3 separate regions of the Homo sapiens genome follow, and all the other regions are linked to region 2. Evidence: chromatin loops called from intact Hi-C (ENCODE). Cell type or tissue: HepG2. All regions are shown on one strand. Links, peaks and the distances in the headings refer to the core of each region. The heading gives the core; the rest is flanking DNA.

Region 1 (11,217 bases), core at 1,676-9,675, 1.1 Mb before region 2:
AGATTGGCCAGAACACTGAGACTTAACACTTAGTAAATAATAATTTCTGGTTAAGAAATAAAATTTATGTTTGAGCAGAAAAAGTACAAGAATGGATATGTATATATATATATATATACACACATACACAAATACTTATATATGACTATATAGATTCCTCTACCACAACTTTTCTAGATTAATTCATTATAAAAATTTGATATCAGAAAATTCCCAGAAATGTATGTAAAAAATTCCAAACCATAGACTCACAAAATGTTTCAATTATATTTATGAGATGGAATTACTTAGTTTTTTTGTGAAACAACATCCCATCTTATAATTTTCGTAGTTACCTCCTCTTGTAAAACAGCAATATTCAACCTTCCATACAGTGATGTCAGATCCTGTCATCAGAACTGCCATTTGACACCTAAACTGTTAAAGACACAGTTTCAAATAAATCAAGCAGAAATAAAAGATGCCATAAAAATATAAAGAAGAAAAATTAAGAGCACAATTTATTGCTAATCTTGAGGCATTTTGAAGACCTTAGTTTTAACTTTAGCAATCAAAACTAAAGAATCAGAAACTTAGAAAATTGTTAACACTGAATAAGTGCTCCTTTTTATATTAGGAAGAGAGAGAAAAGAGGCAGTTTTTGAGTGAATATTATTCTAGACACTATATATATATTATATATACATATATATAAATAAATACATATATAAAATCATTTACAATCATCCATGGTTGTAGTTTAGAATAATCCCCACTTTAATGGAGGAGAAAACTGAGGCTCTAGAAAATCATTAATAACTTCCTATGATCTTATTATATGACAGAGTTGAGCTTGGAATGCACAGATTTCTGGCCGCAAAAACCTAATTCTTTTCATTTCATTATATTGCCCCATTTACAGTAGAGATGGGATAAATATGCCTTTGACAGTAAGAAGAAGTAAAAATATTAAGTGTTAGAAATTTAAAACATATTTTAATGATGCTTACAAAGTGCCAAAACATTTTAAATGATTAATACGACTTTAACTACTTTGTTAGTAATGACATTATCCTTTCTAAACAATGAATTTTCTAGAAAATGTTAGTAGCCTTTTAATGTTCCAAATTCACACAATCACTACTAAATTTATCTGTATCCTTTGGAGTCTCTCATTTGTCAAAGTGACCCAAGACTTCCCTGGTGTATCATGCTGAGACAGTTCGTTTCTTCAGTATTTTGTAGGAACCATATGCATCAGAACAACTTGTAAAACTGAAAATATTCAGCCCCAGTTAATCAGGATGTTTGAGAACATGAACTGAAAATCTGCATTTTTTCAGGCACCGTAGATTACTCTGATACAGATGACCTGATGAACCTGTTAAAGCTGAATGTCATTATACACTAAAGTAACAGAACCACTTACCTATGAGAGGGAAAAAATAGCTTAATGTTGGTAATTATTCCATTTCATTCCAGAATGAAAAATGGAAAAAACTCCTTGTGATTATATTTATTTTTCATATGATCATTATTTTTACAGATGGGTACTGTAACAAATATTTAACATGCTATCATTAACTGCTGACTTTGCAATAATTACTTCCAGTATGATTTCTAAAAATATTAAAATATTAAAGTTTATGAAATTCTAGTAGTACTAAATATATGCATTATGTAAAATGTTTACTTCCCATTTTAATTATTGCCTTAAATAAAAATACCTAAAAATGAAACTTCAATTTAGTAATGGTGATTTGATGATGTCACCTTTATGATAAACCTTTACCTCAGTTTAGGTTCCTTATAATTTTTTCTTTTCACTACATCTGAACACTAGAATAGTATTTCTACAATCAGCTTTCAGAGAAAAACATCTAAGTATAGTGCACTGCAACAGTTGCTAAGGTAACCACCATCTGCTACTCCTTTAAAAGTTTTGAGTTCACAGAGATCTTAACACACCTTCCTGAAACATCCAACATAAAAGCCACTGCCTAGAGAAATTTGGGTTCTCTTGCATTGGTTTTAATCTCAGACTGGATGGTAGTATATGGCATCAAAAGAGGCTGATATTTTTAGTTACAATTTTCATTGCACTTCAACCACTGGTAGAAGACAAGATATGTTCTAAAATGGAATCTTGGATGAGCTCATCTTGATTCATTCAGTGATTTTAGTGCTACTTTGACTTGAACACTGGCATATAATGTTGAGCTTTCTGAGACTTTTCTTTCCCCTAGCAGCAGATGTTCAAGACATGAGAATAACATATTTTGCTCTGGAAAAGAGGCAATTTCAGCAGGAAATGTTTTTAGACTTGTTAATGCTTGGAAATATCTGCTGAGTGTGTTGAGATCTTTCATATTTGGTCCTATTGATAAAATCTTTAATAGTACACTCAACCCCATCACTTCCTTAACCCTTCTGCTTATGCAGTCCTAAATCCTGGACTGCCTCCATTACCCACTTCCTATTATCCTGGTTTCAGCTGATTTGTTTCAGAGAAAGTTATAAAACTATGTAAATTTGGCCATCTGAAAATTCAGGTTTTCCAATTTCAGTTGGCTTATCACTTCTTAGTAATCCTTTTATTTACCCCTTATAAATCATGCGGCACACTGTTCAGAGAACTTAGACATAACCTTCCTTTTCCCTACACCTGTATATCTCTAATCCATTGAATTTCTCGTTTTTTAGAGCCTCTCCTTCATTATCTATCCGTCTTTAAGATACTCTACAATCTAACTCTCATTTACACTATTCTATTAAAACTTTATTCTCAAAAGTCATAAATAGCCTGCCCATCACCAATGCAACTGCAATAAATTATTTCTAATAACTGTACTTTGATCACTGGTATTTGAACTATTCCACCCTCTTAGTCATATTTCTGTCACCTCATACTCTGTCTCCTTCACTTACTGATTCCTCAACCAAAATCAGTTGAACAAATATTCATTGTGCACCTACTATTATTTTGTCCCTAGACTAGGCCTTGGAAATGAAACAATAAGATAACAAGATCCTTATCCTCATCCTCATGGTACTTACAGCCTAGTGAGGAAAGTAGACAATAAAAAAGTAATCAAAATATTAAGAAAGAAGTGGCATAGGGTAGAATGTGTACATATAGTAAGCATGTCTAACCTAATCTAGGGGGTCAGGGGTAGTCTTTTTGAAGTGTCTGTGTCCCCTTTATCAAACACCATTTGAGCCATCTCTTTATCTTATTAAGAATTATGCTTCAGATAAACTTTTAGCTATGATACAAATTTTAAATTTTTTTTTAACTTTTCGGTACTAATATTAATGGGTAATGAACTGAAATGAAAGATTCAAAAACCAAACAGAATAATTTAACATTTCCATGTGTTAAAATTGAGCTTGTACTTACACTATTTAAAAGGAAATCTGTGGGTCTTAATTGGCTATGATATTTATATTCTGTTGGATACAGTAAAAAGTGTGATATAATGTCTTTACATACAACTAATATATACAAAATGCTAACAATTTTATCTTTATGGTACACATTGAAAACAAGACATGGATTAAATTGTCTATAAAAGTATTTTGAAGGACTATTCTGTCAAAAAGGTTAAAATCCCTATATGATATATTGATTTAAAATTTGCTATTAAGCCGTAATACAATGTGCAAGATTCTATCCTGATCCTCAAATGGCTTATATTCAAGAGAGGCATTGCCATTTCTTTGGTAGAGAGAGGCTTATGGAACCGATCTAAGTTTATATTACTTGTGAACTTAGTCTAATAGTCCAGTTTTTTCTCATGAGTTTCTCTTTTTATTAGGCTAGAACGCTTCCATATGCTGTTCTTTTTGCTCAAATTTGATCTGTTATTGAGCAACTCAATAGTGCGTTTAAAACTCTGGCAGATATAAGCTTGATTAATTAAGTTTCTTGCATTATCTCCAGGCATTTCTTGGGTTCATTGCCAAACTCTGGATTGTCCACAGATTCAGGCATTTTAGATCTTGGAATCTCAGAAATGAGTTTGGGATGGACCCAGAGGAGGAAAAATCAAGTGTATACTTAAGGACTCACTGATGAATATGGGCTCTAATACGGCTTTCTTATGCCCTCCTACCACCCCACAACAAGCATTCTTATACATGCACACATAGTGTGTCCAAATAATGAAATAATACTCCTAATAAAAACAAGGTATCAGATCTCAGGCAATAAAATGTGCCAGGCTACTTTCTGTTTTATAAATGGTTATCTTTCATACAAAAGGAGAGAATGCTGCACAACAGCCACTCACAGTTTTCCGGGCTGATAGTATAAAAGAAGTAGTAAACTAGATAGACCAGGGATAAGACATTAGAAAATGTTAGTAAGAAAAATCAAACCTTGTAAACAGGGAGAAATATGCATATGGTAATACTTGCAGGAAATTACAGATTTAGTTAATATAACTTGCCCAGAAGCTAATGGGATAGTGAAGATGTAAAGATTGTTATGGAAAAAAGACCCCACCGAGAGGCAGCATTGAGTCATGGACATGCACACATGTTTAGGCTTGTTTTGTTTTTTTAAAAAATTCTTCTACAACTCTGTTTGCATATTACAATACAAATTTTAATTAGAAAAAAGAAACTATTAATTTAAAGCTTCCTCAGAGCTTTGATTTGGAAAGGTGTTAAAATAGAGAAACAGGCAGTGGTGTATGTTAAGACCTCGTACTGTAAAGTCAGATGAACCTAGGTAAACTCGTGGCTTCACTCACCATATGCTTATGATCTGAATAAGTTACTTCGGCCATTTGTGCTCAGTTCCCTCATCTATAAATGGGCATAATAATGAAATGAAATAATACATGAAAAGTACTGAGCACCTATGGATGCTGTGTGTCATGGATGCATCATTGATTGAGGCTTAAAATATCCTGACAAATCGAAGTCTGATAAGTCAAATATTACATATATAGGAAAAGTATAAAACAATTTTTTAAACAGAGCCAAACTACGAAACCAACTTTAGAACAAAGCCTCTGTTTTTAAAAAAAAAAAAAAAAAAAAAAAGAAAGAAAGAAAGAAAAGAAAAGAAAAAATCCGGTGGGGCACGGTGGCTCACGTCTGTAATCCTAGCATTCTGGGAGGCTGATGCAAGCAGATCACCTGAGGTCAGGAGTTCAAGACCGGCCTGGTCAACATGGTGAAACCCCGTCTCTACCAAAAATACGAAAACTAGCCAGGTGTGGTGGCCTAGGCCTGTAATCCCAGCTACTCAAGAGGCTGAGGCAGGAGAATTGCTTAAACCCAGGAGGCAGTGGTTGCAGTGAACTGAGATTGCAAAATACATACATACATACATAAATCCATCCCTTAATAATCACTATATCTAGGCTCTGAATATATCAGGACAGTTAAAATCAGGCATGATGGGAGAGGAGGAATTCCACATCTAGAGAGTCAAATCCATCCATTTTATTCCAGTAAAACATCAGCTTTCAAAAACTAGACACTTCTGTTGACAATGTTAAAGAGACACTACTATACTGGCTAAGAATAGCTCTGTGCCTACAGCATATGCATTCAATGCTTTGTCAAAATTTCTAAACACTCTAAATGGCAACGGCATAGTGAGGCAAAATGTATTCATTGTGTTTAAATTTTTCTATTTATAAATTATCATATGTAAGCACAACATTGAAAGCTGTTAATGGAACCCATTAGGCTTAGACACTACACAGGGTAGTTTAATAAATACTAAAACTAATTATTTTTAATGAGGTTTGAAATGGGTTGGCAATGACCTGACAAACAGCCATTCTTACAGTTCTCTGAGGCTTGCTGGGTGGAGATGAGAATCTTCCGGGCTATTCATTTCAAGAAGCTCTTGAAAACGGGAAAATTGGTAATTAGATATGAAAGATAAAAGTGGATAGGAAGCAAAAAGATATAAATGGAATATAAAACCAATGGTGTGCGTGTGGGTATGTGTGTGTGTGTGTGTGTGTGTGTGTGTGTGTGCATGTGTATGCGTTGGGAGTATCTTAAAGATTTGAGCTGGAGAATCTGTCATTGAAGACAGTGAATGAACAAAGAGAGAAATGAAGTTCAGAGTTCTTCACCATGATATGATGCCATTGGAAATGTCGATCAGCAGATGGCGCACATGTCAGGAAACTTGTTTCACTGCACAAAAGAATTGCTCCAAGGCGCTTAGCAAATTTCGTGGCATGTTACACACCGCTTACAGGAAGCCTGGTTAAAAGATTTATGCATATTTATCTGTTTGATTTTTTTCAATAACCCATTCATAAAAATATTTTTCTATGAGAACATAGGAACAATAGTAGGTTTCATGTAAGTACTCAAAGCAACTCATTAAAAGTTTCAGCTTCAGAATCTTAAAAAGGAAGAATGAAATTAGAGGAGCAATCTGACATTAAGATATAGTATAAACATAAAATAATCACGACAGTGTGACATTGGTATTAGGATACATGAATAGACCAATGGAACAGGTTACACAGTCCGTAATGATTCTGACGAAGGTGTCAGCAACAGGGAATTCAATAGTGAAAGGAAAATTTTTTCAAAATATTTTGCTGGGTTAAATATATATCTGTATGGAAAAAAACGGAACCATGATTTATACCTCAGGCCATATGCAAAAATTTAACTCAGGGTAGATTACAGACCTTGGCCAAAATATAAAGTTCAGTGAAGAAAACATAAAAAGAATATCTTGGCAATGAGTTATATAAGATTTTTAGAACAAAAAAAAGGAATCATCAGAAAAAAATTATAATAAATCTGACTTCTTCAAATGTAGTAATTCTGCTCATTAAAACACATCATTAAGAAAATTAAAAGTAGGCTGGGCATGGTGGCTTATGCCTGTAATCCTAGCAATTTGAGGGGCTGAGGCATGAGAATCTCTTGAGGCCAGGAGTTCAAGAACTGCCTGGGCAACACAGTAAGACCCTGTCTCTATAAAAAAATAAAAAAGATAGGAGGTTCACTTGAGCCCAGGATTTGGACACTGCTTGCCACTGGACTCTAGCCTGGACAAGAGAGTAAAACACTGTCAAAAAACAAGAAAGAAAGAGAGAGAGACAGAGAGAAATGAAGAAAGAGGCAAGCCCCACAAACTGAGAAAATATTTATAATACATAAATCATACTTGTATCCATATTATCTAAATAACAACAATAAATAATAATAATAGTTAAAAATGGGCAAAAGACTTGGGCAAACCCTTCAGAAGAGTATATGTGAATGCCAATAAACACATAAAAACATGCTTAACATAGTCATCAGGAAAATGCAGATTAAATCCACAATAAGATTATCACTTCACACTCATTAGAATGGCTAAAATTAAACAGTAATAATGCCTAATGCAGGTCTGAATGCAGATCACTGGGATCACTCAGATATTGCTAGTGGGAGTGTAAAATTGTTCAACATCTGTAGAAAATCATTAAGCAGTTTCTTTTAAAATTATACTTACCTTATGACCCAGCAATTCTACTCCTACATATTTACTGAAAAGAAATAATAAAACATATGTCCCCCAAAATATTATACACAAATGTATGGAGTAACTTTATTCATAATAATCTAAAACTGAAAAAAACTCAAATGTCCATCAGCAGGAGGGGGATATACAACTGTAACATATGCATACAATGGAACAATATTCAAGAAATAAAAAGAAATGAATTTCTGATGCACAGTAAACAAAAGAATCTCAAAAACATTATGCTTAGCAGACTAAGCCAGACATAAAAGCACACCTACTGTGTAACCCATTTTTGCAATGTTTAAGAACAAATAATAATTAAAAATATTGTTTAAAATAATATTGTTAAAATGCCCATATTACCCAAAGCGATCTACAGATTCAGTGCAATCTCTATCAAAATTCCAATGACATTTTTCACGGAAATATAAAAACCAATCCTAAAATTCATACGGAATCACAAAAGATCCCAAATAGCTGAAGCAATCCTAAGCAAAAAGATCAAAGCTGGAGCCATCATATTACCTGACTACCAGTTTTCAAAATCTACTACAGAGCTTGAGTAATCAAAACAGCATGGTACTGGCAAAAAAAAACACATACAAAGACCAATGGAACAAAGTACGGTATCCAGAGATAAAACTATACATTTATGATCAATTAATTTTTGAAAGATGCCAAGAATACTCAATGGAAAAAGACAGTATCTTTAATAAATGGTGCTTGGAAAACTAGAAAACCACATGCAAAAGAATGAAATTAGACCCTCACCTTATACCATACAAAAATATCAACTCAAACTGGATTAAAGAACTCAAATATAAGATCTGAAACTATAAAATTATTGGAAGAAAACATAGAAGAAAAGCTCTATGACATTGGTCTTGACAATATTTTTTGGATATCACCCCAAAAGCACAGGCAACAAAAGCAAAATTACACAAATGGGATTATATCAAACTAAAAGCCTCAGTATAGCAATTGAAACAATCAGCAAAGTAAAGAGACAATCTGCAAAATGGAAGAATATATTTGCAGGTCATAGACTTGATAACAGATTAACATCCAAAATATATTATATAAATAGAAACTCAAACACCTCAACAGCAACAAAACAAATAATACAATTAAAAAAATGTGTGAAGGACCTGAGTACACAGTTTTCCAAATAAGACATACAAATGGCCAACAGACATTTGAAAAAAATACTCAGTATCACTAATGATTAGGAAATTGCAAATCTAAACCACAGTGAAGTATCACTTCACTACTATTAGAATGACTATTATCAAAAAAGGCAAATGATAACAAGTACTGGCAAGAATGTGGAGAAAAGAGAACCTTTGCACATGGTTGGTGTGAATGTACATTAGTACAGCCTCTATGGAAACAGTATATAGGTTCCTCAAAAAACTAAAAATAGAACTACTATATGATCCAGCATTTCTATTACTGGATATATACCCAAAGGAAATGAAATCAGTATGTGGAAGAGATATCTGTCCTCCCATGTCCATTGCAGCATTATTCCTAAAAACCAAGATATGGAATCAACCTAAGTATCCATCAACATATAAACAAATAAAGAAAATGTAATACCTATACACAATGGGATACTATTTAGCCTTTGAAAAGAAGGAAATTCTGTCATTTGTGACAAAGTAGGTGAATCTGGAGGATATTATATTAAGTGGAATAAGCCAGCCACAGAAAGATAAATACCACATGATCTCATTCATATGTAGAATCTAAAAGAGTTGAGCTTATAGAAACAGAGAGTAAAATGGTGGCTACCAGAGGCTGGGGATTGTGGTGGCCAGGGGCGAGGTGGGGGGTGGCAGGGGACCAGGGTGTGGGTTGGTCAAAGAACACAAAATTTTGGTTAGGAGGAATAAGCTCAAGGGATCTATCATCATGGTGACTGCAGTTAATAACAATGAATTCCATCGTTGAAAATTGCTACCAGAGCAGATTTTAAGTGTCCTCACCACAAAAAATTAACATGCAAGATAATGCATGTGTAAATAGCTTGACGATGCCATTGCACAATAGGCAAATATATCAAAACATCATTTTGTACCATAAATGTATACCATTTTTACTTGTCAATTTAAAAAAGGAACAAATGATAACATTCTATAAAGCCAGAAATTAAAGGAGTAATTTCCTCTGGGAGAGAGAGGTATAAATTGGAAAGAGAAATCCTGGTTGATGTTAGTTACATGAGTTTAATACTTTTATAAAAACTCATCAAAGCATACACTTAAGATTTGTGAGTCTTGCTTTTGGAAATTATACCTGAAAAAGGGAGGGAAAATCAGCCATCACAGAACACCTTGTGCCAGAAATTTATTGAAAAAAACAGTTGATTATTAACACTGCACGGTTTGTGGTTCCTTTCTCTCAAACTTCAAATGTTGCTGACATGGAGATGTTTCAACTAGGTGTGATTCTCTTTTAAATTAAATCTGAAAACAGTCATTTTTGTAATAGAGTAACCTTCACCTTACTGAAAATACCTAGTGACTACTGTCATTCGGCTTTGATGCTCTTTTACCATGAACTCACAGGAAACAAAAGGAATATTAAAAAAGACTTCCTGGGAATATTGGAGAATTACTACACACAAAAGATTTGGCATATTTAACATCACCAATATAATTACCTATTACTTGTTTGCCTTTCATCAAGTAGGTATCCAAATCATGTTTTCTGAACTGAATGTTCTTAACATGACTTTTAATTTTATTGCTCACAAGGGAGATGAAGTAAGTTGGAGAACTTACTGAAATTCTGGACTGAAATCTTTTCAAAATTAAAAGATGTAATAGGTTAAAGAGCTTATCGGAGAAGTGATCAAGCTATCTTCAAGCTGCTAACCCTAAAGATAAAAAAATACTAGGCAAATTTAAGTATGTACCAATGACTTCAGAAAAAGTTAAAGATAAGATCCCAGGGCCAGAAATCTAACAAAGAATGACTTCCGCCCCTCCCCCCAAAATCGGATCTCATCATCACAGTCAACTTTATTGAGGAATAAAAGGGAAAACTATTTTAATAGATTCTCATCTCCACTGGATAAAAAATGCTATTGAGTACTCTTTCTTGGTGTCCATATGTGACTCTTCCTTCAGCTTCTACTCCACTTTCGACTCCTGGCATTGGTTCTTGTCTCCTATATGAAACCAAGACTCTCTTTTAACTTTCCATTCTCGTGTGTATAGAGATATTTTTCTTATATTGTGCACCTACTTTGCACATACTATAGAAGAAAAGTTTCCTGAAAATCAATAAAGGGCACAAAGAAGACAGCATTCTTCTTCCTTGCTTGAATTCTGGGCCAACAGAGAAACAGGATAAAAGAATTTGGCAATGAAGTACAAAATACCATCTTTCTTATTGTGAATGCTAACATTGGCGACTGGGCTTAAGTGTGAAAGCTGAATAAGTCTCCTAATATTGAAAACGAAAGCTAGACAGTCTTACTAACCCATTCACAACTCTAACAGAGAAATAGAGAATTCCTGATAGGGAGAAAGGAGAAAAGGTAGCCCATGAATCCACAGTTAAGTAAATGATGCCTCCCTCTTCCCCTAGGCGAAGTGTGGGTGAGGTGGAAAGATGCAAACAGCATTACCCTAATAGATATTCTTTCTTCAAGGGAGGAAAAAAATCAGCATTAGGTTGGGAAAAAAGTACACCTCAATTCCCAGTCCCTTACCCTCCTGCCCATG
Region 2 (11,217 bases), core at 1,847-9,846:
GAGACAGAATCTCACTCCATTGCTCAGACTGGAGTGTCATGGTGTGATCATAGCTCACTGCAGCGTCTAACTCTTGGGCTCAAACGATCCTCCCACCTTAGCCTCCTGAGTAGCTAGGACTACAGGTGTGTGCCACCATCCTCAGCTAATTAAAAAAAAATTGTAGAGACAGGGTTTTGCTATGCAGGGTCTTACTGTGTTGCCCAGTCTGGTCTTAAACTTCTAGGCTTAAGCAATGCTCCTGCCTCAGCCTCCCAAAGTGCTGGGACTACAGGCGTGAGCCACTGTACCTGGCCAATACTTTCTCTCCTTCAGTGATCTCATCTAATCTCATGGTTTTAAATATTACCTATATACTGATAACTCTCCAGCCAAGAACTCTTGCCTAAATTTCAGGCTCATATATTTAACTGCCTACCAACATTTCCACTTTGAGGTGTAAAAGGAATCTCAAATTTAACATGTCTAAAAATTGAACTCCTCTTCTCTTACAAAACTCTTCCTTTCACAGTTTTCCTCCATTTCAGTTAATCACATCTCCATCCTTCTAGTCACTCTTGCCAAAACCTTAGAGTCATCCTCAATTCTTTCTGCCACTTTTCCTCTCCCATAATTCAATCATGGTAGCCCTGCCTTCAAAATATGTCGAGAATCTGACTATTTTTACCAAGTCAGCTGTTATCACTTTGGTCTACACTAGCAACATCTCTAATCTGGATTATTGCACTAATCTCCTGCTTCCTCCCTCTCGCCTGCGTTTTTAAATGTCAGCTAGATTATGTCACTACCCTGCTCAAACTCTCTACCGGCTTCTCATTCCAGAGTAAAACCAAAGTCAATAGCCTACAAGGCATTTTGCAATCTTTAATCTCATCTCCTACTCTCCCTTGGCTCACTTAGCAGGGCACAAACCCATATATACCTTCTGTTCTCTCTCCCTCTTTTCCCACTTGCCTACATAGCTCATTCCCCCATCTACCTTGGCTCAAATGTCCCTTTTTCAAGGCCTTCTCCAATAACCTTACATAAAATTACAGCATCCTTCTTCCCTAGCAATTTCTATTCCTCTTCCCTGACATTGTCCTTCATAGTTCATATCACCATTTGAACTATTACATATTTTATTAATATAGCTGTTTATTATCCCCGTCCCCCAACTAGAATGCAAGGTCCAACAGAGCATGGATTTTTGTCTATGTTATTCACTGTCATATACCCAGAACCTAAAATAGGCATGCGTATAGTAAGCATTCAGTAAACATTTGTTGAATGAATGAATGAATCCCCAGCACGCCTAATTCTTATGTTAGCACCTTAATGGATAAGGGATACGCAATCTGCATGACACTGCCTCTTTTTCTTGGTGTTCTTGTAGTTTCTAGTTACTTTACTAACTTTAAAAACTCAGTTTTTCTTATTAGTAAAAGTCAAGTCTAGAATATAAAATCCCCTAATTGCTTCCTCAGTCGTCTGAGAAATGAAACTATCAAGGAAGCAAGTAAAGAACTTTTCAAATTCTTTGCTTTTAGTAGAATGAACCTATCAACAGACATTGGAATCTTTGCAGTTCCTTCTCTGGAGCTTGTATCTGTGCCGGTTTTGTAACTAGAATGAGAAAAGAAGCATCTAGAACATTTGTATGGTTGGGTGGCATGCAGCACACTACTGCAATTATATCACTTGCATTTTCCCCTTTTTAGCATGAGCATAATGATTTTCATTATTTCTATCCTTGGGTTTCTAGACCTTGTTATAGATGAACTTTATAAAGTTAGGAAACATTTATTGAATCCAACTCCATAGCTGGTAGTTTTCTAGATGCTAGGAATATAAAGATGAAATTTCATTTTATCACACAGTAGTTGAGTTAGTAAATAAAAGGGCATATCGATACATACAACTACTTGATTGGATTGATTTCCTTTGAACAAGATTTACCTTTCTGTTGACATATTTTAGTCTGTGATCACAAGTCTTGGTGGGGATGACAATAACAATGACTTCAAGTTACAAAGTTCTAACGGGCAAATATATGTAATAATTAATTTATATTAACACTTTTCCGATCAGTGATCTTTAGGTGGGCAGGAGCAAAGACTGACTGGAGTTAGCTTAAATAAAGAGGACTTACTATATATAGCAATGAAAGTGTTGTCATATCAACCCAAGAATACCCACAAGTAACTGCTATAATAGAGGGTGGCAAAGAGGAGTTCTGATTTCATGGCATTTCTGGTGACCTCAACAGGAGGAATTCATTAACCATGACCTGTTTGCATCATTGTTCATTATCACGACTCAGTGGTATTCCACATGCCTGCTTCTTTCTCTTGTCATCTGGTCAAATGGCCATTCCTGGTCCAAGCGGCCACTCCTGGTCCAAGCGGCCAAGGCCAGATTCGCAAAAGCAGGATGTAAATGGCAGTTGGTGCTCAGTGTGGCAAAGACTATTGGGAGTGGCAGAGACTAGGAGGAATTTGAGGGAACATGAAGCCTTATCTAAAAGGGACTACCAATTGTTGCCATGTGGGAATATGAATCTATTTTTTAACTACTTGATTTTTCACATGAAGATGGAAATCCTGAGTGAAATATCTTAATATTTAAAAAATGGCAACTAAGTAAAATACAAATAAAACAAAACAAAGAAACCTGCACAGACAAACCCTGTGCAGGTCTGTGCAACAAAAAGTTGAGGTAGCAGCCCTAACTGCTTATCCTTGGAAAGGCCTGCTTACAAAGCCGGCCCTTGGCTGGCATCTGGGAACTTGGATTTCAGGAGGGTTCCCACCATTCCCAGAACTGGTAAGAGTGACTCGCTGTGCCTAAACTTTTTGTGTAGACAACATGTTTATGCTGACTACTGGCTTTCCTTCTAGGACTCTGAAATTTGAGTATGTGCCTAGCAGAGGCTGCCTATATGACTAGGCCCCAATAAAATCCCTGAGCTCTGAGTCTGTAATGAATTTCCTGGTTGGCATCATTTCACATGTTTTATCACAACTCATTACTGGGGCAATTGAGCACATCCTGTGTGAACTCCATGGGAGATGACCCTTGAAAGTCTGTGGCTGGTATATCCTGGATTTTGACCCATGTGCCTTTTTCCTTGCTGATTTTGCTTTGTATCCTTTTGCCAATCATAATCATGAGTATTACTATATGTGAGTCCTATAAGTCCTCCTAGTGAATCATCAAACTTGGGGCTGGTCTTGGGGACCCTAACTCAAGGCAAAATAAAACATATCTTTGAACCAAATTCAGCCAATAGTTTCACCTTTCAACCTCTAACCTAAGACACGGGCAGAACAGTTGCCAGGCATAAATGGAGCATTTTCATATGTGTCATCGTATTTAGTCTTCACAGTAACCCTGCAAAATGAACCATTTTATAACCTCATGTATAAGTGAGGAAATACACTCAGAGGGCTTAACCTTGCACAAGGTCATATCACCTGTAGGTGGAAGAGGCAGGAGTCAGAGTTAAATCCAACTTTATTTTCATATTGCCTGTATATGAAATTATATTTCCTCCCTTATGTGAAAATTTCAGAATCATTTTGTTTATTTTCTATTTCCTATGCACAGTATTTACATCTCTGGAGCTCAAAGTATTCTTATCACTCCTCATCCTTGTAATATTTGCCTTTTTCTTATTCCCTTCCAATCTTACCTTCCTATCAGCTATGAATGAGGTTTTCTGAGCCAGTAGGGAAACAAACAAAAACAAAAACAAAAACAAAAACAAAAAAAAAGGAAGGTAAGTATGGGCACAGGCAAGGGAAGGGAAGGATTATAAAAGACAGCAACTGGGCCTGCCTCTGCTAGGGATGGTCAGTGGTCCCAACAGGAGGGTCTAAAGTGGAGTGGAGGCTGGGTGTACAGGGTGGCTCACATCTTTAATTCCAGCACTTTGGGAGGCTGAGGCAGGATAATCACTTGAGGCTAAGAGTTTGAGACAGCCTGGACAACATAGCAAGACCCCATTTCTACAAAAAGATTAAAAATTAGCCAGACATGGTGGTGCCTGCCTGTAGTCCTAGCTACTTGGGAGGCTGAGGTGGGAGGACTGCTTGAGCCCAGGAATCAAAAGTTACAGTGAGCTATGATCATGCCACTGGCCTCCAGCCTAGGCAACAGAGCAAGACCCTGTCTCAAAAAAAAAAATGAAAATAAATAAAAAAATAAATAAAGTGGCATGGGGAATACCAGGTGAATCTAAGCTGTAGCAGTAGTACTTATAGTCAGAGAAGCAGTAATAATCTTTCCAGAAGGATCCATGGGGTTTGAAGCAGGATCTCATTCAGTATATGGCGGACAGTAGCATAGTTCAGGTAACAGGATAAGAGGGTGAGAAATGGATAGGCAGGCTGTCAAGGGCCTATCTGGGGGTGAGTGCAGAGCTATACTCTCAGGAAAAAGTGGCATGAAAACCTGGAAGCTGGATAGAAGCCCTACTCTAAGATCTGAACTTGCAGAGTCAGAAGTTTGGAAGGGAAAGTGCAGCTTGATGGCTGAGCAAGTACTCGAGAGTTCCCCCCGGTCCACTGAATATTAAACTTAGAACAGCATGACCAGTACGAGCCTCTTTCTTCAAACATTTTGTATATCTTGAGTGGCTTTCTAGGTAATGATGGAACTGAATTCATAAAGCGGAAGGTCTTTCTTTGTTTCCTGTGTCTGGGCTGAGCTGAACACGTTTGAGACTGACACTTCTTGCTGAAGGAACACACCAGAATAGGTTTGCCTAGCTTTGCAATATTTATTACTGTTTTAGATTTCCCTCACAATACATCTCTGAAAAGACTCAGTGAACTAAATGATACTCAGAAAGATAGCATTTCAGTGAACTCTTGAGGTTACATTTAAAACAGTCACATTATCAATGTAAGTAATTATTCCCAATTATTCCCATACCAATCTGTCTTACAGATATTTTAATACTAGGTGGTCTCTGAGTTATAAACATCAGGCTTATGAGCATCCCATGCAATTCCGCGTCCACTAATATCTTTTGAATTTCTACTATGTGTGCCTCATGGTCATTATGCAGAGTCATAATAATTGACATTTATTGAACACTTACTCTGCAATCTGCACTGTTGCACTGACATGCATTAATTCATTGTTCTCACAATAATGCTATGAGGTAGGCATTATTATTGTATCCATTTTCAGGTAAGAGTCCAAGGCACAGAAAGGTTCAGTACAACTTTTAGTTGTACCTAGAAGTGTGCCTCACTTCAAACAATGAACAATTTAGAAAGAGAGATAAGACATATTGAAATGTAAACAACCAGTCACCTGCCTCTCCTGCACTTTCACCCAAAGTTTGTTTTGATCCAGATCTATTTTTACCCTTTGTTCCATTTGGCATCCAAGCTACTCTAGTGCCACCTGCTGACCAGAATGGGGAACTGTCTGACCTAGTACCTTCCCTATAATCATTTCTTCGAGTAGGATTCTGTCATACACTCCATTTTATTTCTAGCTTTAAAATGTCCACTTTATACCATATAACACTTAACATGTATAATTTATATCTGAAGAATAGATAGCCTGTGATGCTGATCTATGTTAAAACACTCTGAGAAATGTAGTACAATTTTTTACATCTCTGGGTTTCTCTAGAAAAGGGTATCACAATGCAGAACTATGGGTATCATTACTACACTTTGCATAAGATACAAGGGAACTATGATAAACTTCAGAAAGTAGTGAACTCACCTATTCCTTAAAATATGAGTAGGCAATTGTTACAAAGCAATAGTAAACGGCTTATAAAGTATAAGTTTATTTTATGCTTCTCTGCTATTACACAGGGCACAACATTTTTGCAAGGCTTTTTTGGGACCACAGTGCATTAGCAACAAAAAACGCTGGTCCAACTCTGAGTAGCAGTCACTAAATGAAACGGATACCCTCTCACATGTGCACAAATCTGCATAGAAAAGTACTAAAGTTTTAGAATTGGACTTGTGTAATGTATTTCTGCTTTCTAGGGTATTAAGTAATGATATGCACTTTAATTTACCTAAAGCAATGCATGTATCTTCGCAGCAACATGATACTTCTATTAAACAGTTAAGGTGAATACTGGAAGTAAAAGACAAGAGGTGTACATGAATTTTTATTGGGAAGGGAAGTTGTCAACTTAAACAGTAGCAAATGAAAACCTTGTTGTTATGGATATACGTGACCTCCATAAACTATTATATAGGAGACATTTCAATTTCCCCCCCAGGCCAGAAAAGTTCCATACCGAAAGGAAACCCTTGAAGAAGAGTAAGGGAGGGAATAAAGAAATCAAGAAGTTACATAGGGAATACTCTCGAATTGTAATTAACTGTATTTTCAGATCTTTAGGGTGGTACAAAACATAATTGCTTGCAGCATTAGTTCAGATTACTTAAATATCAAGTACATTTTTAGTCCACTATATAAGTGGAAGTTACTAATATTTTATATGAAATGAAGCCAGTAATACTTTTCTATAGCAGTAACTGTACACCAGGAGGGCCAGGACAAACGAAAGAAATGGAGTTTTCCCAAAGCTGCATTGTGAAAAGACTGTAAATGGGTTGATCCCATACGCATGAATGAATTTCTTTTTTTTTTTTTTTGAGATGGAGTCTCACTCTGTCGCCCAGGCTGGAGTGCAGTGGCGCTATCTCAGCTCACTGTAACCTCTGCTGCCTGGGTTCAAGCGATTCTCCTGCCTCAGCCTACCGAGCAGCTGGGATTACAGGTGCCTGCCACCGCACCCAGCTAATTTTTGTAGTTTTAGAAGAGACGGGGTTTCACCATGTTGGCCAGGCTGGTCTCAAACTCCTGACCTCGTAATCGGCCTGCCTCAGCCTCCCAAAGTGCTGGGATTATAGGCATGAGCCACCGCGCCCGGCCATCATGAATGGGTTTCTTTGCTACAGGAAATCCAAGTGGAAAAGGCAATGGAGATGTGTACAAAAGTTTCTTGAAGGGAAGAAAGATTACGCCTTGTATGCATTTACTTTTCTGTCTCTTGGCTGCCACATCACATTTTTCTCTTGCACTGTCTAATGGCCATAATGTTAGGTTGTCTCTATAAGCAACTGCATGATAAGGGTGCTGTCTTTGAATCTTCACTCAGTGTATCAAGTTCTTCTATGGCCTATCAAAAGTGGTTTTAGTCAGTTCGCAGGCAAGCTCTGGGTTATTAAGGATCTCATAGTAAAGTACAGAAATGTTAAGACATGTATATGGATTACATCTCTTTACTATATCAAATGCCTCTTAGGAAGCTCTTTGGGAATTATCTATCATTTGTTTCAACCATCACCACGTGCAACAAAGGTACTGGAAGTAATCTCCCTTTATTTTTGATAAAAGATCGTACTCGCTAGATTAGTTGCATTGGATAGTAAATAGTTATCCAAAAATTGCAGGACAGTAATGCATACGGATCTCAGTTCAGACTTGACTTTCTCCTGATAGTTTTCTGTTGTTTTTTGGTTTGTTTTTTGTTTTTTCTCAGTGATGTGAAGCTCACTCCCAATAGTTCTTGATCAGCTGCAACTTCTTGTCAGAGGTGTTGGTTTTTCTGCTCAATGCTCAAGAGACCCTCCAGGTGGACCTGTAGCCTTCAACAATGTTTTTGTAGGCCACAGAGAGTGAGTTGTGCTCCTCTTTGGACAGCTCTGCAACCTGCTAGGAGAGCCTTCACAATGCAGGTAAAATCAATGATAGCAAAACCCTTGAATCCAAAGTGTTTGCAAGTACTCAAAGCCCCCCTCAGAATCACCATGAAGTCCTCACTTACCACCTTCATTCTTTTCCACTTAAATCTGTGTTTCTATAAGTATCAAGATTTGTGATAAAGATTTCTTTTGCACCGATCCTCGAGATATTAGAGTTGGAATGAGATTTAGAGATCATTTAGAGTTCAAGTTCAACATTTTGTTTACAGTTCTCTGCTGTTTGATGCCCCAAATCTATTTCACAGGAAGCCATTTGCTGATCACCTGGCTTGACCTCTTTCCTGATTCTTCATTTTTCTCCAGTCTACTGGGAATTTTCCCCTGCTCTTATTATAAAGAAAGGCCTGTGTTTGTAGCCGATGTGGGCTCCCTCAATAATTGGGCATGACACATTTCTATTCCCTCTGGTAGGTCTCACTCCTCCCCACTATGAGATGGGTTAACTGCTGCATTTCTGTGGCCTCAAGTTCCCCTCGTCTTGTCACACTAGGGACCCTGAGACACAAAGGGCTGCACAGCTGTCAGCTGATTTGAGCTTGGGGCTTCAGTGGCCTTTCAGAGTTTTCCCAATGACTGCCCTCCAAGTGGTTTCTACAAAGAAGAAAACAGTTTCTCCTTTGTTGAAGGCTTCCTCCTCCTGTCCCATTATTTCCATCTATGGCGGAGCCAGGGGGTACCTGGGGACTGTTGGCTCCATAATTTTATTAGTGCCCTCTCCCCAGTTCTTTGATATTGACCTTTGACATTCACTCAGTCTGATGTAAAGTACTTTGCAAAATCAGCTTTAAGGCCCCCCTTCTAACAAATATCTCTCCTCAAATCCAACCTAAGTAGGACTTCTGGAGATATAGCCTCTTGGAGATAATTTAAGCAGGGGAATGTTTCAAAGTAGAATGTTTGCTGTCTTTCCTGATGCCCACCCTTTCTTTGAAGGCTTCGTTCCTCTAAACTGGATAGAATTAGAAGTGCTTCAGTCTTATCTCTAGTTTTCATTGTGTCCAGGAGCAAGAGAGTCCTGCATCAGAACGCTGCTTCTCTTTTAGGTCACTTCACGTGATGTTCTTTGTGGATGATCATCTTTGTGGATGATGTTGATGAGTTAGTAGCATGAGGTTAGAGCCTTTCTTAGTTTCACTGTAGACAGTTTCCTTCTATAATTAGCTTCTTTCAGTTCGTTTTAGTGGGTATAGGAATAGGAAAGACTTTTTAAAAGTCTTCCTACGCTTTCATTTACAGATGAAGAAACTGTGGGATGGAGAGGTAAAATGATCTGGTCAGATTCACACAACCAGAGAGTAGCCGAGCAGAGGACTGAACCTGGGGCTACTGTTTCATTGACAAACACTATTTTCCTATTCTGCTTAATAGCCAATATTATACCAGTTTTTTTAAACTGCCTTTCTATTTTAAAATATTTAATTTTTCAGTTGCATTATGCATTCATTTGGTGGACTCACCTCAGAAGTAAACTGTTTAAATCAAGTTTTTATGGGAAAATGCACTTCTAAATTCAAATAGTCAATTTCCTTATGAATCTTTGAAACAGCATGTAACTCCTTGCAAAGATTTCAGGGTATCAGTTGAACACTGTAAAATTTTTATGTAGAAACAAAGTAATTCCAGGCACTTCTGCTGAAGGGACAGTCCATGCACAACAGGTGAGGGGATTTAGTGGTAACCAGTTGGGTTAGAAAAATGGACACATTGTCAGCACACAGTCTTGGTTGGTGCAGTGTTCAGATCCATACTTTGGGTCATAAATTACTTATCTCAATATGCTCTTTTAATTATGTTCTCCTTACTCCTCTTTTGTTGTAGCACCTACCTTCTGTCAGGAGTGGTATTAAAGTTGCAAACAAATTTTTGTCAGAACATTTGGAACATTAAGTTATATGAATGCTAATTCATATGTTATATGAATGCTAATTAATAATAACAAAGAGGCCAGGCATGGTGGCTCACTCCTGTAAGCCTGTAATCACAGCACTTTGGGAGGCTAAGGCAGTAGGATCACTTGAGCCCAGTTTGAGACTACCCTGAGCAACATGGAGAAACCCGAAACCCTGTCTCTACAAAAAATATGAGAATTAGCCAGGTATGATGGCAAGTGCCTGTAATCTCAGCTACTCAGGATGCTAAGGTGGGAGGATCACTCGAGCCTGGGAGGTCAAGGTTGCAGTGAACTGTGGTTGCGCCACTGCACTCCAGCCTGGGTGACAGAGCAAGACCCTGTCTCAAAAGATAATGATAACAAAAATAATAATAACGAAGACAAAAGTTCCCAAGTTGGAAAATATTTCCTTAATGAATTGCTGTAGAAATGAGGGGGGCAAGCCCATCTTCAACCACTTCAGAGCTTCCATAAAAATAATAGTAAGAAGAAGAGCTACCATTTACTAAGTGTTTACTTTGTGCCAGCCATTACTCTGAGTATTTTACAAACATGTTATTTGATGAGGTAGGCATAACTTTCCTAGAGAGGAAACACACAACCTTTCCTGAGAGAGGTCACACAGCCAGCAGGAAGAAGACCTAAACTTTAAATCCAGGTTGGTCCTATGGCAAGGCTGAACATTTAACCATCACCCATCCTAAAATGTGATGCTTTCTCATTCCTAAACCCCAGGCCCATATGCTTTGTATTCTTTCCAAATGTGTTTCTCCGTCTTCCGGAAAGGTAGAGCTTGGCTATTGGAACTCCGTGTCTTTTTACCTTTCAGAGTAGGACATACATCAGTGCCACTCATTCTCATTCCTTCACTTTCTGTTATTCATGCTTTTCTTATTTATGCTTTTCTTATTTCCATTGTGAGTCTAGATCTGGTTGTTCCATTTCTGCCTGAAGGGCCCTCTCCTAACCCCCTCCATTCCATCTCTCCAGCTGAGCCACTCTCATCAAGGGAAAGCTTAAAGACTACATCACCCAGCAGAGGTTTTTGACCAAACATTCCCGAGGCTTCCCTTTCCTTCAGCACTTATTGAGAGTATAGACCTGTGCCTGTCCTTTTCCTGTGTGTATAGTTATATTGTTTCACTTAAACCAGCAACTCATTGAAAATAATTATTATTATATTATTGAGTTTTTTGGATAAACTCAAAATAGTAGTTTTAGTAAAAACATTTATGATTATTAAAAATAAGTGATGTGTATTTATTCTGCATAAACTTGTTAGAGTTCACATTTTTTTGTTAGTTTATTTGGAGACAGAGTCTTGCTCTGTCGCCCAGGCTGGAGTGCAGTGGCATGATCTCGGCTAACTGCAACCTCCGCCTCCCAGGTTCAAGTGATTCTCCTGCCTCAACCTCCCAAGTAGCTGGGACTACAGGCACATGCCGCCACGCCCAGCTAATTTTTTGTATTTTAGTAGAGATGGGGTTTCACCGTGTTGCCCAGGCTGGTCTCAAACTCCTGAACTCAGGCAATCTGCCCGCCTTGGCCTCCCAAAGTGCTAGGATTACAGGCGTGAGCCACCGCGCCTGG
Region 3 (11,217 bases), core at 2,244-10,243, 310 kb before region 2:
AGTCACACAGCTAATGGCAAAGACAGGACTTAGAACACAGGTCTAATTTCCAAGCCGTGTTTTATACAACATACTATCTTTCCTTTTTATTATTATTAAGTTCTAGGGTACATGTGCACAACGTGCAGGTTTGTTACATAGGTATACACGTGCCATGTTGGTTTGCTGCACCCATTAACTCGTCATTTACATTAGGTATTTCTCCTAATACTATCCCTCCCCTAGACCCCCACCCAATGACAGGCCCCGGTGTGTGATGTTCCCCTTCCTGTGTCCAAGTGTTCTCATTGTTCAATTTCCACCTATGAGTGAGAACATGCGATGTTTGGTTTTCTGTCCTTGTGATAGTTTGCTCAGAATGATGGTTTCCAGCTTCATTCATGTCCCTGCGAAGGACATGAACTCATCCTTCTTTATGGCTGCATAGTATTCCATGGTATATCTGTGCCACAATTTCTTAATCCAGTCTATCATTGATGGACATTTGGGTTGGTTCCAAGTTTTTGCTATTGTGAATAGTGCTGCAATAAACATACGTGTGTGTGTGTGTCTTTATAGCAGCATGATTTATAATCCTTTGGGTATATACCCAGTAATGGGATTACTGGGTCAAATGGTATTTCTAGTTCTAGATCCTTGAGGAATCGCCACACTGTCTTCCACAATGGTTGAACTAATTTACACTCCCACCAACAGTGTAAAAGCTTTCCTATTTCTCCACATCCTCTCAAGCATCTGTTGTTTCCTGACTTTTTAATGATCGCCATTCTAACTGGTGTGAGATGTATCTCATTGTGGTTTTGATTTGCATTTCTCTGATGGCCAGTGATGATGAGCATTTTGTCATGTGTCTGTTGGCTGCATAAATGTCTTCTTTTGAGAAATGTCTGTTCATATCCTTTGCTCACTTTTTGATGAGGTTGTTTGTTTTTTTCTTGTAAATTTAAGTTCTTTGTGGATTCTGGATATATCTTTCTTAGTGACTAACTTACTCATCCAATCAGCCATTCGTTAAAACTTGTTGAGCACCTACTATATGCCAGGCATTATGTCAGGAGCTAGAGATATAAAAATAAGATAAAATCCTTGCCTCTAGAGAGCTCACAATCTAAAAAGGAAGAAGACATGTAAATAAATATAAACTGTGTGTCACTAGCTATTACCCACATCTACAATGACAGGAACAAAGTGCCTTGCAAAGATATTTCCCGAGATCATCAAGTATTCTTAAGGCTCCTACAAGTTTCATAAATAAGTCTTACTAGCTCCTGCAAATTTGAGAAATAGTGGCCAATGGTCTGTAATGATAAAAAATATTGTTTGACTTGCCTGGTTTTAATCTGCCCAGTTATATATTTTTTAATTAGACTTCATTGCTAGCTAATTTCACCTAAAAATTTAGATTTTGAGATTTCTTAAAAATGTAGAAGATACTGGCCCCACATTCCTACATGGCAGTAATAGATTGGAACTGAGTGGTCATTGTCCTTTGTAGACAAGGTACATTGTATCCAGTTTATCAACAACCTACCTCTGTCTCTTGTTTCACTGACTTAACCTACTTTATTTATTTACTTTACCTGTTCTGGCCATCAGCCAAATGTTCCTCTATTCCAGCTCTGATCTTCTCAACTGGTTACCACTGCACTATGCCCTGTGTTAACTCTTAATGATTCTGCTAAGTCCCGCAGGAAAATCTTTATGCAAGAGAATCTTGGGAAAATTCTGTGGTCAAATAGAAAGACTCTTAATTTTTTGCCATGCTTTCTAGGAGAAATGAAAACAGTACTCTTTTGGAAAAAGAAAACCAAAAACCTTTCACTCTTTAACTTATTTCCCATGGGATTCAGCTATAGGTCCATGGATCTGAGTGGAAGTGTAGCAGTCAGGGTCTAGTCGGAAAACAGAAGCCACATTAGTTATTTTAACAGAAAGAATTTAATATAGGGAATTGATTAAGCAGATATTGGAGGACAAAAAAGCAAAAGGGGGCACCAAGATAATTCAAAGAAAGTAACTGCAGAAAGAAGCCATTGTCCCTAGGGCGGGGGAACAAAGAAGAAAGGCTGGTATTTTTCCAACACAGGTGCCTGGAGTGGAGACCTGCAAAGCTGAGATTGGACCTTTGAAGTACCACCAAGCTGCCATTGGTACCTGAGGAGAACTGGTAACCAACTGCATACCTGGGTGAAGCACTATTATTTAGGCACAGAACAGAGAGCAACTAGAATGGAGCGAGTTTCTTCTCTCTCTTGTTGCCCTCTGTCTCCCTCTAGTACTTCCTATTAGCAGAGCAGAATCCTAGCCCCAGAATCACAAAGAAAGGTACAAAAGGCGTCAATCTGGAGTTGAGGGCTAAGAGCTTAATAATGGCACACTACATAAGGTGGTCCTCAAATTGCCCTGTTTGGTAACAACTAAGGCTTTCTTATAGAACATACTTGTTATTCTTGGCTTATCTTCCCTCAAGTTGAGTTTTCTCCCAGGATGATCCTCAGCCCCTTATTTCTGGAAGATTTGCCTGCCCCATAAGATTATCAGAGATAGCTGACTCCCAGAGTATAAAGAGCTGAATCTCAAGCTGGAGACCTTGCTACATACATCATTATAATAATGTGTGATCAATACGAATTAAGAGTAGACACAGCATGCAGCAGTGAAGAATTCAAAGAGGAGGTGACCTTTGATGAGCAACTTGAAGGATGGTTGGGAATTTACCAGGGGAAGAGGGATAAATAAAGCAGTACCTGCAATGTTGGAAGCCTGAGGAGAAAAGGGGTGCTTAGAGAATCATAAATTGTTGGGCCTGGTTAGAGCACAGGGTAAATATAGAGACTGGGCAGCAGATGGTACCTGAAACTCCAGCGACAACTTCTCCACCCTCCCATCCCAACAATCACCAAGTCCTGAAGATTCTGCCTATTCTGAAAAAATCTTAAATTTGTTTTCTCATGTCCATTCCCTCTGTTACTGCCTCATAAGCCCACATCAAACCTCACCTGGGCCAACAAGCCCCTATTATAGCACATACCAATTCCATCCCTCGTCCACACCACTGCCAAAGTGACCTGTCTAACACAATAGGAGCAAGTCTCCACTTTACCAAAAACCCTTTGCAAGCTTCCTATCCCCTATATATAAAGCCTAAACTCCCAAGCATGTCCTACAAGACCCCCAAAATCTAATCCCTACCCATCCTTTTCACCTGATCTCCTTCTACTCCTCCTTTCCACTTTAAACTCCAGGAAGGATGTATAATTCCATTGCTCCTGGCAGACATCAAGCGGTTGTACACTGCCCTGCCTTTGCATGTGCCTGAAATGCTCTCTCACCCTCTCCCCTGTCTGCCTCCTGGTCCTCTTGCAAAACCCCCCTTAAATGGCACCACCTCAAGGAATCTGTCCTGACACCACAGGTAGAATGAATCACCCCTCTGTGGAGCTATTTCTGTGGCTTCTAATGTTATATTTATCATGCATGTCATAATCATTAGCTTTAATTCTATCCTCACTGATAGACAATGAGCTCTTGGAGAAAATAATTCATATACATTTTCGTTCTTAGTATATTTTATGCTTGACAATGGTTGGCATTCAGTAAAGTCAGGATATTGTGAAATGACTTGTGTGTCAAGTTAAGAAGAGTTTGGCTTTTTTCCTATAGAGAAAAAGAAATTATTTTCTCTGTTTCTCTTTCTCTCTCTCTCTCTCTCCCCTCCTTTCCCACCCCCCTTGCTCTTTTATGCAAATAGAATGATAAACATAAAAAACTTTCCATAAGAAAAAAAAATTAGTCTAAAATGCAAATGTTTATTCATGTGGATTTTAGAGTGTTTCATAATTTATTCAGTACTTTCACATATTTTTAAAAATTCTAAATTAGCCGGGCACGGTGGCGGGCGCCTGTAGTCCCAGCTACTCGGGAGGCTGAGGCAGGAGAATGGCGTGAACCCGGGAAGCGGAGCTTGCAGTGAGCCGAGATTGCGCCACTGCAGTCCGCAGTCCCGCCTGGGCGACAGAGCGAGACTCAGTCTCAAAAAAAAAAAAAAAAAAAAAAAAAAAAAAAAAAAAAAATTCTTATTATGTGGCTCTTTTCTGAAATCCTTTAGCATCCCAGTCTTTAATTCTCTTCCGCATAGCTCTATCCAGCCTTCCCATTAGTTCCTACCACCTTTTCTCAAAAATCCCAGGTACTCCTTTTTTCTTCTTCCCAAGGAGTTTACAGGAACTTCTTGTTTTCATTGAAGCCCCAGCCCTCACTCACAGTTGTAGGGCCCTCCTTGATTGGCCCTAGTACAGAGTTCTTGCCTGTAGGGACAGGAATGCACACAGAACCCTTGCTAAACGATGCCCTCCTTCTGTGCTGCACCCTTTCAGGGCCTCAGCCCTCCAGAAGTCTGCAGCACCACCTTGAAAAGGAGCTGCTGGTAGGGAATGCAAAAGAACAGAAAATTTTTGAAAATGGAGGTAAACATTTTTAAAGATCTTTAAAGCATAACCTGCATTTAATGAGAAAGGGTCAGGGGCACATTCATGTTAATGGCCCAGATAAATCACCTTCTTCAAGAGGAGTTCATGTGTGCATTTGCGAGAGCCGCTAACATTTTCCAATCTTTTAGTGGAGTGCAAAAACACAAAACATAACAAAACAAAAAAAACATCCCGCAGGTAAAGAGTAGAGATCATGGGCTTTCACCTCTCTAGGGGCTTGTGTAAGCCAAGATAAGTCTAGGGTTTCCATTTTAGCCAGGCGTTCCTGTATTTCATATTTACATGCATTTGTGGGCTTCCTACTTCCAAAAAAGGCTCACAACAAAACATGCATTTAAATAGAGCTATTTTCTCTATAGCCAGCTGTCAGCTTAACTTGAGGCTTGTTCTCATATATGTCCATTGAATTTCATACTGGTATTTACTTTTTTAAAATATAATAATAATTACAAAGTAATTCATGGGTAAAGTAAAACAAATCAGAGTTGTATAAAAAAAAGTTAAAATCTGCTTCTTACCCATCCAACCCCTAAGGTAATTGGTATTAATGGTTTGATGTATATCCTTCAACACCTGTGGTTACAGGGAGTGAAACTGGTGTGGCCACTTTGGAAGGCAATTTGGTAATACCCATTAAATCTGAATTGTACAAATTATTTGATTCAGCAATTACATATCTTAGAATTTGTCTTACAGGTATACCCAAACACACAGGATAATCTTCATAGTATTGTTTATAGTAGCAACAGTTCAGAAACAGCCTAAAGCCTGATTAAAGGTGCATATCAAGTATAGGATACTATATAGCTCTAAAATATAATGAAGTAGATTGATAGGAAATGAAAAACCATGTCCAGAATGAATATGCATGTTTCTGTTAATACACACACATATATGTTCACTCTATACTACACACATACGTGGACTATGTGGATGTATACACACATGTGTGTGTATTTCTTCACTCTATACTTGATATATAGAGGCTATTTCTGGGACGACAACCAAGAAAATTCTCCATCGTAGCTGCCCTGGAGTCTGGGTGACTATTCATTTAGAATAAGAGGGAGACTTGCTTTATTATATACCTTTTAGTAGATTTGATTTTTTAACATGTGAATGTAGTCTTTTTTTCAATAAGAGAAAAATAGTGAGAAAAAATATGCCAATCTGATGGATGAAAATTATACTCATTGTTGGGCTTTAAATTTCCCTGGGTTGGCTGGGTGCGATGGCTCATGCCTGTAATCCTAGCACTTCGAGAAGCCAAGGGGGGGCGGATGACTTGAGGTCAGGAGTTCAAGACCAGCCTGGCCAACATGGCTAATACAAAAATTAGCCAGGCGTGGTGGTGGGCGCCTATAATCCCAAAAGAATTGCTTTAGTCCAGGAGGCAGAGGTAGCAGTGAGCTGAGATTGCGCCAGTGCACTCCAGCCTGGGCAACAGAGCAAGACTTCATCTCACAAAATAAATAAATAAATAAATAAATAAATGATAAATTTTCCTGGGTAAAAGTGAGACTGAACATGAGAAACTTTTTTCATGTGTATCACGGTCATTTACACTCCTTCGATGAGATGCCTATTAATATCATTTGCCCATGTTTTAAATTGAGTTAACTTCCTTATTAAGTTTTGTAGCTTTTCAAATATAGGAAATATTACCCCTTGTTTATAATATGTATTAAATATTTTTCCCAATTATTTTTTGTTTTATATTGCTGATAATTATTTTTGTCATTCAAAAATTTTTTGTTTGTTTTAGCAATACCACATCGGAGGCAGGGTAATGTAGGTACATTATTCTATCTCTTTCTTTATGGTTTCCCCTCTTGCTTAAGAAGTCCTTTTTCAACCAGAAGTTATTAAAATGCTACTTTTAACATTTAGATCTTTAATCCTCCAGAATTTATTTTTAAAGTATATGATTCAACCATTTTCTTTTAAATGTAGAACTAGTGCCATTTTGTGAAAGCCTTTCTCCCCAGGGAATTGAAATGCCAGCTGTCATATGTTAGTTTTCCATATGTGTCATTAATGCTCCTTTGCTCTCTCAGATTCATTATCTCCCCAGTCCTGTATCCCAGAGCCAGGCCCCCTTGTTTCCTGACTTAAAATTGGCTTTGGCCAACAGGAGGCGCCAGCAGATTGGAAAGACAAAGGGGTTTGACTATTTCTTCCTCCATGCCTTCCTTGCAGAGTCACCAAAGTGCTTCAACCCCCTTATTAGTTCCCATAACTCTGCCTAAATTCTGCAGATAGACACTCCTCTAAATTCTCTTCTAAGTCTCATATTTGCCTGTACCTTTTGTTTTTAGATTACTGTCCTTTCTTGTTCCTATTTTATAAAATGTGATAATGGCAGCTTGAATGTATTTTATCACATATTCAGTTTGCTATCTGGTTGTTCAAATACCTCAATATTCTGCCCTTTCAATATTTTCTTGGCGATTTTAACATGTTCATTTTTCCACTTGAAATAATTAATCCAGTCAGTTCTAAAAAGTTAAAATTATCATTAATATTGCATTAAATGTGTATATCAATTTGGTCATTTTTATGATACAGGTTTTCTCATTATTGAACATGGTACCACTCAGTATTTTCAAATGCTTATTACAAACCTCAACTCAATATCCACAAAACAGGTCAAACCAATTATTGCCCTTTCAAAGTTTGGCTTTATTTTTAAGTTCCCTCTCACTTAATGGCATTCACAATTACCCATGCTCAAAACCTAATGTCATTTTCATTTACTCTGTCATGCCTCACATCCAAATGGTTGCCAAGTCCTGTGATTATTAAGTGAAAAATATCTGTCAAATTATTTCCTCACCCTCTCAGAACTACAGACCCAAGTTCTCATCTCTTCAATGAATCGTCACTTACATTCCTTAATTAGCTCCAATCTCCAGCCCTCCTTAAATCTATTTTCACACTGCTTCCCAAATTATAATTTTAAAATACAGATATGAAAATGGCATTCCTCTGCTGAAACCTTCAATAATTTTAATGTAATAAAGTCAAAACATTTTTCATATTCCTGCTCCATCTACCTTTCTGGTCCCTTTTTCTTCCATTTACCCCGCAATCCACCAAAATACACACACACACACACACACACACACACACACACTCACTCCCCCATGCTCTAACCACATGGGCTCACTTGTAGTTTCCCAGACATGCTATTTCATTTCTGTCCTTGAAAATGCTCTAGTTCTATGCTGTCCAGTATGGTGGCCACCAGGCACATGTGGCTACTGAGTGCTTGAAACATGGCTGGTGCAAACTGAGATGTGATGTACGTGTGAAATGAACACCGGATTTTCAGTGGTTGTACCAAAAGTTTATTGTCAAATATCTCATTAATGTTTTTGAAAAATTATCACTTGTTGAAATTATAATAGAGTGGATATGTTGAGTTAAAATATATTATTAATTTAATTAATGTCATTAATTAATTAGTCTTTTTTTTACTATTTTAATGTGGCTACTAGAAAATATGAAATTCCTGTGTGTCTCACATTATATTTCTATTGGACAACACTGCTGTAGTCTGTTTTTGTCCATCTGGTGGAATCTAATTTGTGCTTAAACCCTGCTTCAGATGCCACCTCTTCTGTGAAGCCTTCACAGTTCCCTCATTCTAGGTAAAATTAATCATTTCTGCATGTGTCCCCAGAGCACTTTGCATGTACCTCTGTCATGGCACTTACCTTATTATAATATCATTATTTGTTTATATATCTGTCTTTAGCAATTTTGTATCTTTGTGTCCTTTGTTTCCTTAGTCTTCAAGCAGACCTAGTGCTCAATTTGTGGTGATTAACTGGAAGGCAGAAATAGTTCTACCAAAAACAGACTAAGAATAATCACTAAAAATAATCACAAATTTTACCCCTAAGCTTATTGTAAACAAGACAGGAAAGGAAAATGTCACTTTATACAACTCTAATAAGAGAAAGCTTTCAGTCTGTCAGGAGGCCAAACTTTCCCTAGCACTAACTCCAGGAGAGATTTATTGCATGAAACCTCATATGAGACACTGAACCACATAGTACGTCAGGTCTTTAATCAGGGGTCTACAGATAATACAGAAATATTCCTTATTTGGCCATTTTTTATATCAACCAACACTATAAGCAGACAATATAATATTACAGTACAGCTCAAAGCAAGCATTTTATAGACTAGATTAAGGCAGTTCAAACAGAGCTCTCTGGTGATCCAACTTGACAGAAAGAAAGAATCCAGAGAATATAGTTGTTGCTGTTGTTGTCTTTTATTCAGTCTGACAATCCTTGTCTTTTAGCTGGAATATTTATTCTATTTATATTATTAAAATGATTGATATTGCTGTCAGATCTCTCATCATACTATTTGTTTCCTATTTGTCCTGTTTGTTCTTTGTCCCTTTATTCCTCAATTCACTTCTTCTTTTGGATTAATCATCTATTTTATTATCCCACTTTTCTCCTCTATTAGCTTTTTAGTTAGGTATTCTATTATCTTTCTTTTTTAATCATCCTATTAATAAAATTTAAAAATTGTTTTAAGATACATGTTGTTCACAAAGGAAAATAAACGTAAGGACAGATGAATTCAGAGAAAAGGGATTGGAAAAGATATAATAAGTACATACTAACCAGAAAAAAACTGGTGCAGTTATATTAATGTCATATGAATATGATTTTAAGATAAAAATATTATATAATGACAAAGAAATAATTTACCTAAAGATATAGCAATCTTGAGCATATAGTTACCTAACTATATGGCTAAAATATATGTTCAAATATTGACAATATTATAAGAAAATTACAAATTCATAATTATAATGTATGATTTTAACATCCTTCTCACTAGTTTATAAAGCAAACACAAAGTAGTAAGAATATTAAGAATTAAACAAAATAATAATGAAGCTTGGGCTAATGGAAATATGTATACATAAATCCTGAGCATAACAAATTTTCAAACATATAAAACCTGACCTTATACTGAGTCATAAAGCAAATCTCAGAACTACCAAAAAATCAGCATAATACTTAACCCATATTGCCTACTCACAATTCAGTAAAAATAGAATATATTAGTAAAAAGATAACTTCCTCAAATACCTACATTCAGAAATTTTAAAATATAATTATAAGGAGTTTATGGATCAAGGAATAAATCAAAATGGAATTGGAAAATATTTTAAAATTGAACATAAAAATATTAAACTATGGTAAAACCTAAGGGATGCAACAAAAATAGTAGTTAGAAAGATGTCTACACTCTGAAATGCATAGATTAGAAAAGACAAGTGACTGGAAATTAATGCTTTCAACACAGGAAGTAAAAAAAAAATACAAACACAAAAGAGTAGAGCCAAGGAAAGTACAAGAAAGAAAATAATAAAGATAAGCATAGAAGTAATTGAAACAGAAAACAAATAAACATTAGAGGATCACAAGAACCAAAAGCAGGTAATTTTTGTGAGGCTAATAAGATAGAAACAAACAAAAAATCTTGGCAAGTTTGATCAGGAGACCAAAAAAAAAAAAAAAGAAAAAGAAAAAACAGCACAAATATGTTATATTAGGAATTTTTAAAAAGGATCCATAGACTTTTTCTTTTAATCATATGCATTAGTTTTAACTCTTTTGGTCATAAAGGATAAAAAACCCAGCATGGGCCGGGTGCGGTGGCTCACGCCTGTAATCCCAGCACTTTGGGAGGCCAAGGCGGGAGGATCACGAGGTCAGGAGATGGAGACCACCCTGGCTAACATGGTGAAACCCCGTCTCTACTAAAGATACAAAAAATTAGCTGGGCGTGGTGGCGGGCGCATGTAGTCCCAGCTACTTGGGAGGCCGAGGCAGGAGAATGGCTTGAACCCGGGAACCGGAGGTTGCAATGAGCCGAGATCGCACCACTGCCCTCCCGTGTGGGCAACAGAGACTCCATATCAAAAAATAAAATAAAATAAAATCAGCATAAACCGGCTTAAATAAATATTGAACTTATTACAGAAGAGTGCAGAGATAGGTTTGGCTTGAGGTGTACACTAATGGAGAGTTTAAGTTCGACCTTATTTCTCTCAGTCTCCCAAGTCTACTCTCCTTCGTGTTAGTTCCATTATTATCAAACACACTGTCCCTTTGAAAGGCAACACAGCTAAAGCCAATATCTTCATAACTACAATCTGGAGCAAAAGGGAAAGGATTGCCTTCACAGTGTCTCAATAGATGTACCATTGCATGTCGTTGGCTCTGATGGGCTCATGAGACTATCTCTAATCCAGTCATTGTGGGCCAGGGAATGTGATGTTCAGATTAGCTGAGTTTGAATCACTTCTCTGCTGAAGCAGGGAATGGAGTTAACACCTTTGGTAGCACATTAACCAAAATCACAGTGCAGTTAGAGAAGAACAGTGAATGACTGCTCTAGGGCACAAACAACAGATGTGCATCTCAACACGACTTCAGTCAAATGTTTTATTTTAAACAGAGTTCCAGCCCTATGAGCTCACCAAGATGAATCAATTGCCAAATGTCCCCCTGCATAACTAAATTTGATCTGTTGCATGAAATGATTCAATACTATCTACTTTGCCTAAATTCAACAGGCCATTTGCCAGAAGGTACTATTTGGGTTTGGGCAAATTTGATACTGATTTGTTGTTTTTAACAGCAATTTGCCAGCAGATTCAAGAATTTCCTAAAGTCAATTCCTACAT

The links. A loop is a pair of places that touch in the nucleus more often than their neighbours do. Peaks named below come from ENCODE experiments on the same cell type or tissue, not always from the same donor. Only the 100,000 strongest peaks of a DNase experiment are listed, where the experiment ranks them.
Region 1: it touches region 2 in a loop (11-fold over the local background); 8 of 110 quality-filtered maps call a loop at or near these places.
Region 3: it touches region 2 in a loop (15-fold over the local background); 36 of 110 quality-filtered maps call a loop at or near these places.

What each region holds. Positions count from the first base shown.
Region 1 is chr12:77,680,239-77,691,455 of GRCh38, reverse strand. It overlaps a transcript of NAV3 not described here. Among named protein-coding and RNA genes, the nearest start is that of NAV3, 150 kb to the left of the region's middle. In HepG2, for the core only: a CTCF peak has its summit at 6,119 (motif pointing right); a DNase peak (open chromatin) is centred at 6,145.
Region 2 is chr12:76,615,855-76,627,071 of GRCh38, reverse strand. It overlaps the pseudogene YWHAQP7. Among named protein-coding and RNA genes, the nearest start is that of OSBPL8, 62 kb to the right of the region's middle. RefSeq lists a silencer at 2,789-3,083. In HepG2, for the core only: a CTCF peak has its summit at 5,388 (motif pointing left); a DNase peak (open chromatin) is centred at 5,331.
Region 3 is chr12:76,922,785-76,934,001 of GRCh38, reverse strand. No RefSeq gene overlaps it. Among named protein-coding and RNA genes, the nearest start is that of CSRP2, 49 kb to the right of the region's middle. RefSeq lists a silencer at 4,159-4,453. In HepG2, for the core only: a CTCF peak has its summit at 6,622 (motif pointing right); no DNase peak of the experiment used is centred there.